Regions from separate parts of the Homo sapiens genome. Here region 2 is linked to region 1. Evidence: read pairs that join two places in POLR2A ChIA-PET (ENCODE). Cell type or tissue: OCI-LY7. All regions are shown on one strand. Links, peaks and the distances in the headings refer to the core of each region. The heading gives the core; the rest is flanking DNA.

Evidence for each region. ChIA-PET counts read pairs that join two places held together with the same protein. Peaks named below come from ENCODE experiments on the same cell type or tissue, not always from the same donor. Only the 100,000 strongest peaks of a DNase experiment are listed, where the experiment ranks them.
Region 2: POLR2A ChIA-PET joins it to region 1 with 22 read pairs; 3 of 35 experiments call an interaction of 5 or more read pairs at or near these places.

Annotation. Positions count from the first base shown.
Region 1 is chr13:40,470,709-40,476,085 of GRCh38, reverse strand. It overlaps LINC00598 (long intergenic non-protein coding RNA 598), which reads left to right. Exons shown (of 7, transcript NR_024507.3): 2 at 1,991-2,092. Among named protein-coding and RNA genes, the nearest start is that of LINC00598, 7.6 kb to the left of the region's middle. In OCI-LY7, for the core only: a CTCF peak has its summit at 3,111; no DNase peak of the experiment used is centred there.
Region 2 is chr13:40,534,366-40,539,742 of GRCh38, reverse strand. No RefSeq gene overlaps it. Among named protein-coding and RNA genes, the nearest start is that of LINC00598, 56 kb to the right of the region's middle. RefSeq lists a silencer at 1,877-2,171. In OCI-LY7, for the core only: no CTCF peak of the experiment used is centred there; a DNase peak (open chromatin) is centred at 2,899; H3K4me3 peaks cover 68 bases.

The sequences.
Region 1 (5,377 bases), core at 123-5,122:
TGAGGGTGTGTGAGTGTGTGTGTGCACATCCCAGTTGCTACTGTAGATAGGGTGGTCAAGGAGAGTCTGCCTGAATGAACTGAATGAGCTGTCTGGAGACTTGAGAAAGGACTCTTCCTTGCAGAAGGAACACCAAGTATGAAGGCTTTGTGGCAGCAGAGAAGAGGCTGCAGTGCAGTGAGCTGGGAGGGCAGCAGGATTCGAGGGCAGAGCTATCTGAGAGCTACACAGAGTATTCCAGGCCATGGTTAAGGACTTTGGATTCTTCCTGGAGGTAGCTCAGAAACCACTGGAGGAGTTTGAGCAGAGCAGGGATGTGATCTGCATTATATTTAAAAAGGATGACGCTGGCTTCTGAGTTGAGAATAGACTGACTCTGCAGACATGGCAGCCACAAGATGAGTTAGGACAGATGACGGAGTCTGGACCAGAATGTTGCAGAGGAGGTGACAAAATGGTTGACTGTGGATCAGGTTTTTTTTTTTTTTTTTTTTTTTTTCTGGAGACGGAGTCTCGCTCTGTTGACCAGGCTGGAGTGCAGTGACACAATCTTGGCTCAGTGTAACCTCTGCCTCCCAGGTTCAAGTGATTTTCCTGCCTCAGCCTCCCTAGTAGCTGGGATTACAGGCGCCCGCCACCACGCCCAGCTAATTTTTGTATTTTTAGTACAGACAGGGTTTCACCATGTTGGCCAGGCTGGTCTCGAACTCCTGACCTCAGGTGATCTGACCACCTCGGCCTCCCAAACTGCTGGGATTACGGGCACGAGCCACTGTGCTCGGCTGGATTGGTTTTAAAGACAGAGTTGACCAGATTTCTGGGTTGGATATAGGATGAGAAAGAAAGGAAGGAATCAAGGATGATGCAAGTTTTTTGGTCTGAGCTACTGCAAGAATGGAACTGCTGTAGACTGAGCTGGGGAAGACATGGATGGAAGGGTGGTAGCAAAAGTTCCATTTTGACCACATGAAATGCCTGTTAGATAGAGAAATGGAGACGTTAAGTTGGAAGTTGGAACTAAAAGATTGGGATTCAGGGAGTGAAGTCAGGAAGGAGATATAAATTTGGACAAAGCAATTACAACCTTTTTAGACTGGACAGCATTGCATATGGGGTGCCTGTGGATAGAGAAGAGACCTGAGCCTGGGTCCTGCCAACATTTGGGGGTCAGGGAGATGAAGAGGAGCTAGCACAAGAGTAAACAGCCAGTTGGGTGGGAGGAAGAACAAGGAAGGTGGTATTTGGGAAGCCAAGTGATGAAAGAGTTTAAGGAGGATGGAGTCTTCAGCTGTGCTAAGGGTTGTTGGTGGTCAAATGAAGTGAGGGCCATGGAATAAAATAACATTTGTAAAGCACTTAGCACACAAAGCAAATGCCCAACAAATGGTAGCACTAGTAAAGGCTGGTCAGTACTTAAAGTTCCATAGTTAGAGATGCCTTCATTTGGGTGAAGATGCCCGGGAGGGATCCTCGTTCTGATGAGGGGTAGGGTGAGAGATGAATACACTGTATGTGAATAGGGACAAAGATTCTCTGCTTGGCCAAGCTGTAGTCCAACTCCTCAACGTTTTCCTAGGCCATCTGTGCACTTCCTTGTAAAATCCGTTTTAACAAAGAGCCCTAATCAGTGAGTTTATCAAGAGCTCCCATCCTCCATATCTGTTCACCCTTGTATCTAATCAGGCTCATCATCTTCCTCCATCCCTAGGTGATGTCTGGTCACCCTGGGCTATATTCAGGAAGAATCCTGTTAGGTCGGTTTAGCCACAGTCCCCCTTATCCCTGATGTTTCCTCTTAGTAATTTTCCATTCATCGACCCCCACTCTGCTCCTTGGCTGTAAATTCCCATTTGTCCATGCTGTATTTGGAGTTGAGCCTAAGTTCTCCCCCACCACCAGGCCCCACTGCAGTGGTCCTCATACCTATCATGATGGTTCTGATAATGTCTGCCTTATCATGCTCTTTTTTTTTTTTTTCTCTGTGGCCCAGGCTGGAGCACAGTGGCATGATCTCGGCTAACTGCAACCTCTGCCTGCCTCCCAGGTTCAAGCAATTCTCCTGCCTCAGCCTCCCAAGTAGCTGGGATTACAGGTACCCACCACTACTCCCGTCTGATTTTTATTAGAGACAGGGTTTCGCCATGTTGGCCAGGCTGGTCTCGAACTCCTGACTTCAGGCGTTCTGCCCGCCTTGGCCTCCCAAAGTGCTGGGATTACAGGTGTGGGCCACTGTGCCCGGGCCTGCCTTACCATGCTTTAACAAGTACCATTGAATCATTTTTCTTTAACAGTAGTAAGAGAGATTACCACAGAAGAGAGAAGGAGCATAGGAAGTGGGGAAGGTTCCTGAAGTAAGTTTCTGTGTTATAGCTTCCCTGAGCCCTGCTGCTGGTGTTACAGTCCACACTGAAATATGTTAATCAAACCCCAATTGTTTGCTCATCTTTGTACACCTGTATACTGTCTGGGTCCTCTCTCGAAGGTTCTGTACCTGTACTAGATTTGACAGAGCCTTTTAGGTGTCCTGGGCTCGCACAGTAAGCCAGCACATCTGACTGCCCTGTGTCCTGATTGAGCTTCAGTGTGATCACAAACATTGACCTTAAGGACATTCTTCTGGATGGATCAAGACATTCTTTTCTGAGCTGGGATACAGCTCAAAACAGGTCTTGAGGAAGGCCCTGACTGCTGATCACAGGAGTAAGCAAGATGCAGGCAGGCAGGCACAGCGGTGATGAGCATGGTCAGATTGCCTGGGCTCAGATTCGGGTTCTGCCATTTGCTACCCAGGTGGCCTTGGGTGAGTTACTTACCCTTTCTGTGTCTCAGTTTCCTCATTTGAAAAGCAGGGATGATGATAGAATTTAGCTCACAGGGTTGCTGTCCTAATATATGGAAATCACTTAGGATAGTCTCTATGTACAGTAAGTGCTCCACACATAGTAGCTGCAATTTTAATCCGGCATGAGGTTTCTTATCAGGTAGTATAGCCTCCCAGGTACTGTGATTGGGAAATTTTGAAGGCACAGTCCTCACATTGATTGTTTAAATCATCACTGAAGTTAATCTTTAATGAGAGGAGGTAGCGGGGAAGGTGACCCTCTGGTGGGGGATTCAGGCATCTAGGTACTTTTCAAATTAATCTAGATGGCTACGATTCTCTCTCTCTGCCTCTTCAGGCTCATCATTGGTCAAGCTCTTCTGCTTTTGCAGAGCAGTACCAGTTGTTAAACCTGGAGCTTCAGGCTAGGAAAAGCTGTGGCAATCTTTGGGCTCAGCCATTTCACCCACAGGTGTCCTGGAAGCGTGGGGGCCACTCAGCCCGTGTGTCTCCAGGATGATGGTGGTGGAGCCACTGCTTTGGTGGAGTCACTGCTTCTCTCCCTCCCCCTGGGACTGTGGTCAACCACTGGGCCCCACCACCTCCCGCCTGGTGATTCAGAAGCACCAACCAACTGTACCCCAAGTGAGAGTGCAGCTCAGCTAAGTCCATCCTGGCTGTCAGTGGGCACGTGATGCTCACGTGCTCCCCCAACACTGCAACTTAAAGAGGCTGATGTTGCAGATTTTGGGGAAATAAAAGGTGTCATTGGGTTGGCAGCATGGAGTGTTGGTTAAGCACTCTGGAGCCAAAGGCCCTGGGTTGAAATGCTGCCTGTCACTTTCTAGCTAGATCACATTGGATATATTACATTACTTCAGCGGTCCCCAGTCTTTCTGGCACCAGGGACTGGTTTTATAGAAGACAATTTTTCCATAGACTGGGGTTGGGGTGGCAGTGGGGGGATGGTTTTGGGATGAAACTGTTTTACCTCAGATCGTCAGGCATTAGATTCTCATAAGGAGCGTGAAACCTAGATCCCTCCCACGCACAGTTCACAATAGGATTTTGCGCGCCTATGAGAATCAAATGCCGCTGCTGATCTGACAGAAGGCGGAGCTCAGGTGGTCACGCTCTCACACTTCCTGCTGTGCGGCCCATTCCTAACAGGCCACATACTGGTACCTGGCCACAGCCTGGGGGGTTGGGGACCCTGTATTACTTAATTCCTTTGAGTCTCTGATATTTAAAAGGTGTAATGGAACCAGTCACTGTGTTAACCTTCCTGAGCAATTCAGGGATAGAAGGCATACGTGCTTGTGTGGTGTGCAGCAAAGTGCTGGCACTCAGCAGATGCTCAATGAATGTTCATTCGCTGGTGGCAAAATAGTGGGGTGGGTGCTGTGTGTCCCTTGCCACCTGGATGGATAACACGCATCTCAACCTCCACGAGTGCAAAATACCTTTTGTATGGATCTTGACCCTGGCAGGGTCCTCTGTCTCCCTGTTTTTGGTCAATGGCATCCCCTCTGCCCAGGCCCCAGTCCCACATGGCTTCTTTGTTCCTCTTCCTCTCTCCCCCATATCCATTTGTTTAGCAGGTCGCACTGGTTCTACCCTGGTGGTCTTGCTCAAGTAGAGCCCCAGGTGGGACTCCCACCGTTGCCACCCTAATCCACAGCTTCTTCACCTCCCACCTCGTTTCACCTAAAACACAGACAGACACAGACACATCCACCCAAACCCCTCACCTGGAGTGTCAAGCCCCCAGCCCTCATCTCATGCCCTCTGGCTTCATTCCCTCCCTCTGCTTGAGCTCCTCTGGCCTTGCTGTTCTAGAGTGTCATGCTTTCCTGGCTCAGGGTGTTCACTCTTTTGGTTTCCTCCATTTGGAATATCTTGTCTCCACATCCTGTCGTGACCAGCTCCATCTGGTTTTGCAGCAGAGAGATGGAGTAATGGAGTAAGATCACACTGACCCCCCTGAGCCGTTTGGAATGGCTTCAGGCCACCTGGCCCTCCCTCTCTTCTCCCACCACTTTAGGGCCTGTGAGAGAAATTGGAGGGAATGCTTAGGCACGTGTGGCTTGGTCCTAATCCTCACGTTTCATTTGCCCCCCAATTCTAAGACCAAGAATTTTGACTTGATCGGAATTGAGTTGGGAGAGTTGGTGTATCACACAGACTTCCAAGTATGATTTTAGTAAAGGGGAAGTTTTCTCTTCGGGGCAGCTACATCTTGGCTTTGGGTTGTTGGTGCTGCTGAGTTCTGAGTTGGAGTGAATTTTTTGTGAGCTAAATATGGTCTTGTGACCAACTCTCCTTTCATCCAAGGCGAGGAGGGTTTATGCCAGTGAGCAGGCCACGGATTCAGTTCTATTTGGAAAGCTAGTTCACGATCCTCACATATGAAGTCACAGTTGGCCTCTGGTTCAGAATAGCTCCTCTGACAACAACCTTCCTTCCTGGATTTCAGAAAGATGTGGAATAGTTCCTGAAGGCTGGATGGCTCCCTTGACACATCTAGCCTCATGCTCAAAATTTCTTTCTTCAGTA
Region 2 (5,377 bases), core at 141-5,140, 64 kb before region 1:
GACACCCTGTTTATACACAATAGTTACCCGTTACTTTTCTTCTATTGCATAAGAGGGAAATGGAAGATCACCCTTAAAATATCACAGTAATAATTGCCTTAGAAAGATCTACTGATGAATGGTAAGTTAGAGGGCAAAAGGGAGAAATAGGATATCTACATAATCAAAGCATCTCCAAATCTACAAAGCATCTCCCCTCAAATATTTTCTAATTATAAAGGGGGAAAAGAATGAGATTACAGTGGAAAAACCTGGAAGATACCACTTTTGCCAAATGATCAAGATTATCATCACCAGTGGTAAGATAAATCGACATCATGTACTTTTTTTTTGAGACAGGGTCTCACTCTGTTGCCCAGGCTGGAGTGCAGTGGTGCCATCTCAGCTCACTGCAACCTCCACCTCCCAGGCTCAAGTGATTCTCGTGCCTCAGCCTCCCTAGTAGCTGGGATTACAGGCACATGCCACCACGCCTGGCTAATTTTTGTATTTTTAGTAGAGACAGGGTTTCACCATGTTGGACAGGCTGGTCTTGAACTCCTGGCCTCAAATGATCCACCCTACTTGGCCTCCCAAAGTGTTGGGATTACAGGCGTGAGCCACCGCGCCTGGCCTGTATATCCATATTGTACCTGCAATAATATAGCACACTGTGTTTCATGTATTACATAACCTGTATATTGCTTAAAGTATGGTTTCTACATTCTGGAAGTTAGGGAAAGGTAAAAAGACCAACGCCTTTTTAGTTGTGCAAACTTGAGTACCAGCTCTGTCCATTATTAGCCATTTGCCTTTGAGGAAATTATTTAAGCTCTTGGGCCTCAGTTTCCTCATATACTTTCTTATATGATGCACTGAAAAGGGCACGTCACCTCTGTGGGAATCTTGCCAGAAATGTATAACCTGTTTAATGGTGAGAAAACACATCAGACAAACCCAAGTTAAGGGATATCCTACAAAATATCTGACTAGGACTCTTACAAATTGTCAAGGTCCTGAAGGACAAGAAAACACAGAGGAACTGTCTCAGCTTGCAGAGCACATGAGGATAAATGCAGCAAAGGATCCTGGATTGGATCTTGAAACAGAAAAAGAAGACATTAGTGGAGAATCTGGTGAAATCCAAGTATAGGTAACAGTATCATACCAGAGTTAATTTCTTGGTTTTGATTATTGTACTATCAGTATGTAAGTCATTAACAGTAGGAGAAGCTGGATGAAGGGTATGTAAAAACTCTCTTTCCTACTTTTTTTTTCCCCAAGACAGAGTCTCACTCTGTTGCCCCAGCTGGAGTTCAGTGTCACTGTCATGGCTCACTGCAGACTCAAACTCCTGCACTCAATGGATTCTCCTGCCCCAGCCTCCCAAGTGTCTGGCATTACAGGTACGCACCACCACACCCAATAATCTTTTTTTTTTTTTTGAGAGGGAGTCTCGCTCTGTTGCCCAGGCTGGAATGCAGTGGCGTGATCTCAACTCGCTGCAATCTCTGCCTCCTGGGTTCAAGCAATTCTCCTGCCTCAGCCTCCCAAGTAGCTGGGACTACAGGAGCCCACCACCACACTTGGATGATTTTTGTATTTTTAGTAGAAATGGGGTTTCACCATGTTGGCCAGGCTTGTCTCGAACTCCTGACCTCAGATGATCTGCCTGCCTCAGCTTCCCAAAGTGCTGGGATTACAGGCATGAATCACCACGTCTGGCCCCAATAATCTTTTATATATATATTATTATTATTATTATTATACTTTAAGTTCTAGGGTACATGTGCACAATGTGTGGGTTTGTTACATATGTATACATGTGCCATATTGGTATGCTGCACCCACCCAATAATCTTTCTATTTTAATTGTTTTGCAGAGATGGGAGTCTCTCTATGTTGGCCAGGCTGGTCTCGAACTCCTGGGCTCAAGAGATCCTCTGGTCTTGGCCTCCCAAAGTGCCAGGATTACAAGCATGAGCCCCCGTGCCAGCTCTTTTAAAAATCAGGAAAGCACAGGAAAAGAGTGAGTGGGTACGCTTGGCTGGAAGTCAAGGGCCTGGCACGGGGTTGTGGAGCCAGGCTCTTCCTGGCGGCGGGGCTGTGGGGAGCTGGATGGCTGGACTGAGGTTACTGAGAGCCCTCCTCAGCCGAGCAGCAGGGGATTTACCCATCAAAGTAATCAGGGACAGAGTCTGAACCTGTCCCCATTGGCTCAAGATAATTAAAAGGGGATGGAAAAAATGTTATCTTTTAAAGGGCTTTGGGAGGTTGAGGCCTTCGCAGGAGAATGGCCAGGAGACTAGTGTGTGCAAAGAGGCAGGCGGATGATCCCCATCCTACAGGGGCATTTATTTTGTGGACACCGGGGTCACCTGGGAAGCAGGTCTGGCCTCAGTTCTCCGGCCTGGGGCACTGTTTGTTCTGTGTCTCGCTTGTGGAATAAAGAGGATTCCTGTTTCAGTGAGGAACCACACCTGCTCAGAGGGAAAATACTCTGCTTGTCAGAATCTTTCACTTTCTGTGAACCAGCTCCTTGGCCTGATAGGGTCACAGGGCCCAGGAGTGGTCAAGGAAGCTTCTGTGAATGTATTGAACGTCAAGAGTGTCCAGGGGGATGTGTGGTGTTTGGCCCGATTCCTGTCATTGCCAGTGGAAATGCCATCTCTGGAGTTTGCCCCAGGTGTTTGTGAAGCAGGTTGGGATTCGGAGCTGAACGCTCCTCTAAAGATATGTGCTGGCTTCTTATGTCATGGCTAGACAGCCCCTGCTGGGCCTGTTTGCTGTCCCTTTCTCTTTGCCCCTGAGTTGTGTCAGGAGATTTGAGGAACTTCTGACTCATCCTAGCAAGTGGCTATGGCCTTTTTGCAAAAAGCTGTGTCCCAAGGGAAGAGGCAAATGTGACCCAGGTAGGTGCCAGCAGTCACATGGCTTGCAGGGATGACAAGCTCAAACAGGACTTGATGGCTGGGTGTGATGGAAACCATAACACATGATTCTTGGGAGCAGGTCCGTGCTGGCTGGCAGGATATTTGGCTCTGTTTGTGTTTGAACAGTCTGACAACAGCCATAAAGCCTAGCAGCTGTGAGGTATTTCAGGTACCGGAGGACTTCTGGACTTCGGTTAACCTTGGGGTCTTGGGAGTAGAACTTTAGCTTTGAATAATTTAAGGGCTTGGCCTGTAACCTCACGCCTGTAACCCCAGCGCTTTGGGAGGCCAAGGTGGGCGGATCACTTGAGGTCAGGAATTAGAGACCAGCCTGGGAAACATAGCGAAACCCCCTCTCTACAAAAAAAAAAAAAAAAAAAAAAAAAAAAAAAAAAAAGAAAGAAAGAAAGAAAAAAAAAAAGAGCCAGGTGTGGGGGCACGTGCCTGTAGTCTTAGCTACTTGGGAGCTGAGGAAGGAGGATTGTGTGAGCCCAGGAGGTCCAGGATACAGTGAGCCATGATTGTGCCACTGCACTCCGGCCTGGGTGGCAAAGCAAGACCCTGTCTCACAAAAATAAAAAATAAAAAAAAAAAAAAAATAAAAAAAGGAAGCAGTGAGACAGCTCTTACTTAGAAAAGGAACCCTTAAGCCCTCTGCATATTCAGTTCTGGAGACTCTGCTAAGAGCAGCCCTTCCATTCATTAATTTCCTGAAGAAATGGATTTAGATATATTGCTGTATTTTTTTCTTCCAGAAGTTGATCCCTAGATGCCAGATAAACATCCCCTTGATCTTCTGGGAGCCTAAGGTTTTTACTTGGTCCCATGGGATGCAATAGGGCTAAGGCCTTCATGGAAAGTTGGAAGTCAAACTCGGGAGGGAGATTAGCCCAGCCTCAGCGACCCCTCCTCTTTGGACCTGTGATAGAGATTAATGAAATCCGGGGATTAGTACCGAAGATATCGTGTGCTGGCATGAGCGCGGGCTCTGGGCCTTTCTGGGTCCCAGGCTGGGAGCTGGCTGAGGCGCTGGAGAGGAGCAGTAAGGAAGGTTGGCATCTGGGTGGACCCGATGTCAGGCCTGGCCCGCGCACCCACCAGTTATGTAACCTTGGGCAAATGTCCTCCCTGAGCTGAGCCTTTCTTTCCTCATGGACTAAACAGGGTAAGACGACCTTGTTTTCCAGATGGTGTGGGGCCGGAACAGCACAGGGAGTGTCGGCACCCGCTTGGCGCTGGCGTTAGCGTCCGCAGCTCTGCGGCTGGGCTTTCTGCTCATCTCCTCGAAGGAGATCTTAGGGTCTTCATTTTGAAAAGGGGAGATGGAGTGGAGCTGCTGGGCCCGGCTGCGGAGGTGGTGGTTTCGTGCGTGGGCGCGAGGACGGCTTTGGCAGCCCTTTCCGTGCCCTTTCCATGGTGCCAGGCCGGTTCTGGAGGTGACAGGGCTGACCGGTCTGTGTGGGCTCGAGACACGGCCGCAGCCCTTTGAAGCTCTTTTAAACTTCTTCATCATTTCAGAATCATCACTGGAAAATTCTTTTCGTCAGATGTGTGCCCTGCCAGGTCATCTGGCAGCTCAAGTGCTCTATTTTTTTATTTTTATTTTTAATATTTTTTGAGACGAAGTCTCGCTCTGTCACCCAGGCTGGAGTGCAGTGGCACCATCTCGGCTCACTGCAACCTCCGCCTCCCGGGTTCAAGCGATTCTCCTGCCTCAGCCTCCTGAGTAGCTGGGATTACAGGCATGTGCCACCACGCCTGCTAATTTTTGTATTTTTAGTAGAGATGGGATTTCACCATTTTGGTCAAGCTGGTCTTGAACTCCTGACTTCGTGATCTGCCCACCTTGGCCTCCCAAAGTGCTGGGATTACAGGCATGAGGCACCGTGCCCGGCCTATTTTTAATTTTTTTTGGCCAGTGAAACACGCTGCAAGTCCCCCTTTTGTTCAGTCTCCTTGTGCAAGCCTTGGTGTTAGAAGCCATCATAGCCACTGGTTTGGGTTGAAATCTTAGATGCCAAACTTTACTGCATTACCTCATTTAATCCCTGCATCTGTCCTGCAAGGAAGGTGTTTTTATTCCTGTTTTCCTGAAGAGGAGTCTGGGATTGGAAAGGTTAAGCATTTACTTAAGCTTGCTGAACACAGCCCATCTGTCCAACCCCGAAGGCCACGTTCTTTACCACCATGCTATGTTGCGTCACTCAGATAAATCCAGAGAATGTGTTCAGCATTTTCTTTGGCTCTGTGTCCAGAGCAAGCGACTGATATCCACACTCAGATATGAAAAAACCTGTTACTCACCTGACAGGTGTCACTTTCAATTTTTAGGAAGTGCCTTTTTTGTTTAACAGCTTCATTGAAGTATAATTTACATATCATAAATTCACCCATTTTTAGTGTAAACTTAAATAACATTACTCGTGAATATGTAAGCTTTGATGTTCATGCAACCATTTATTTAT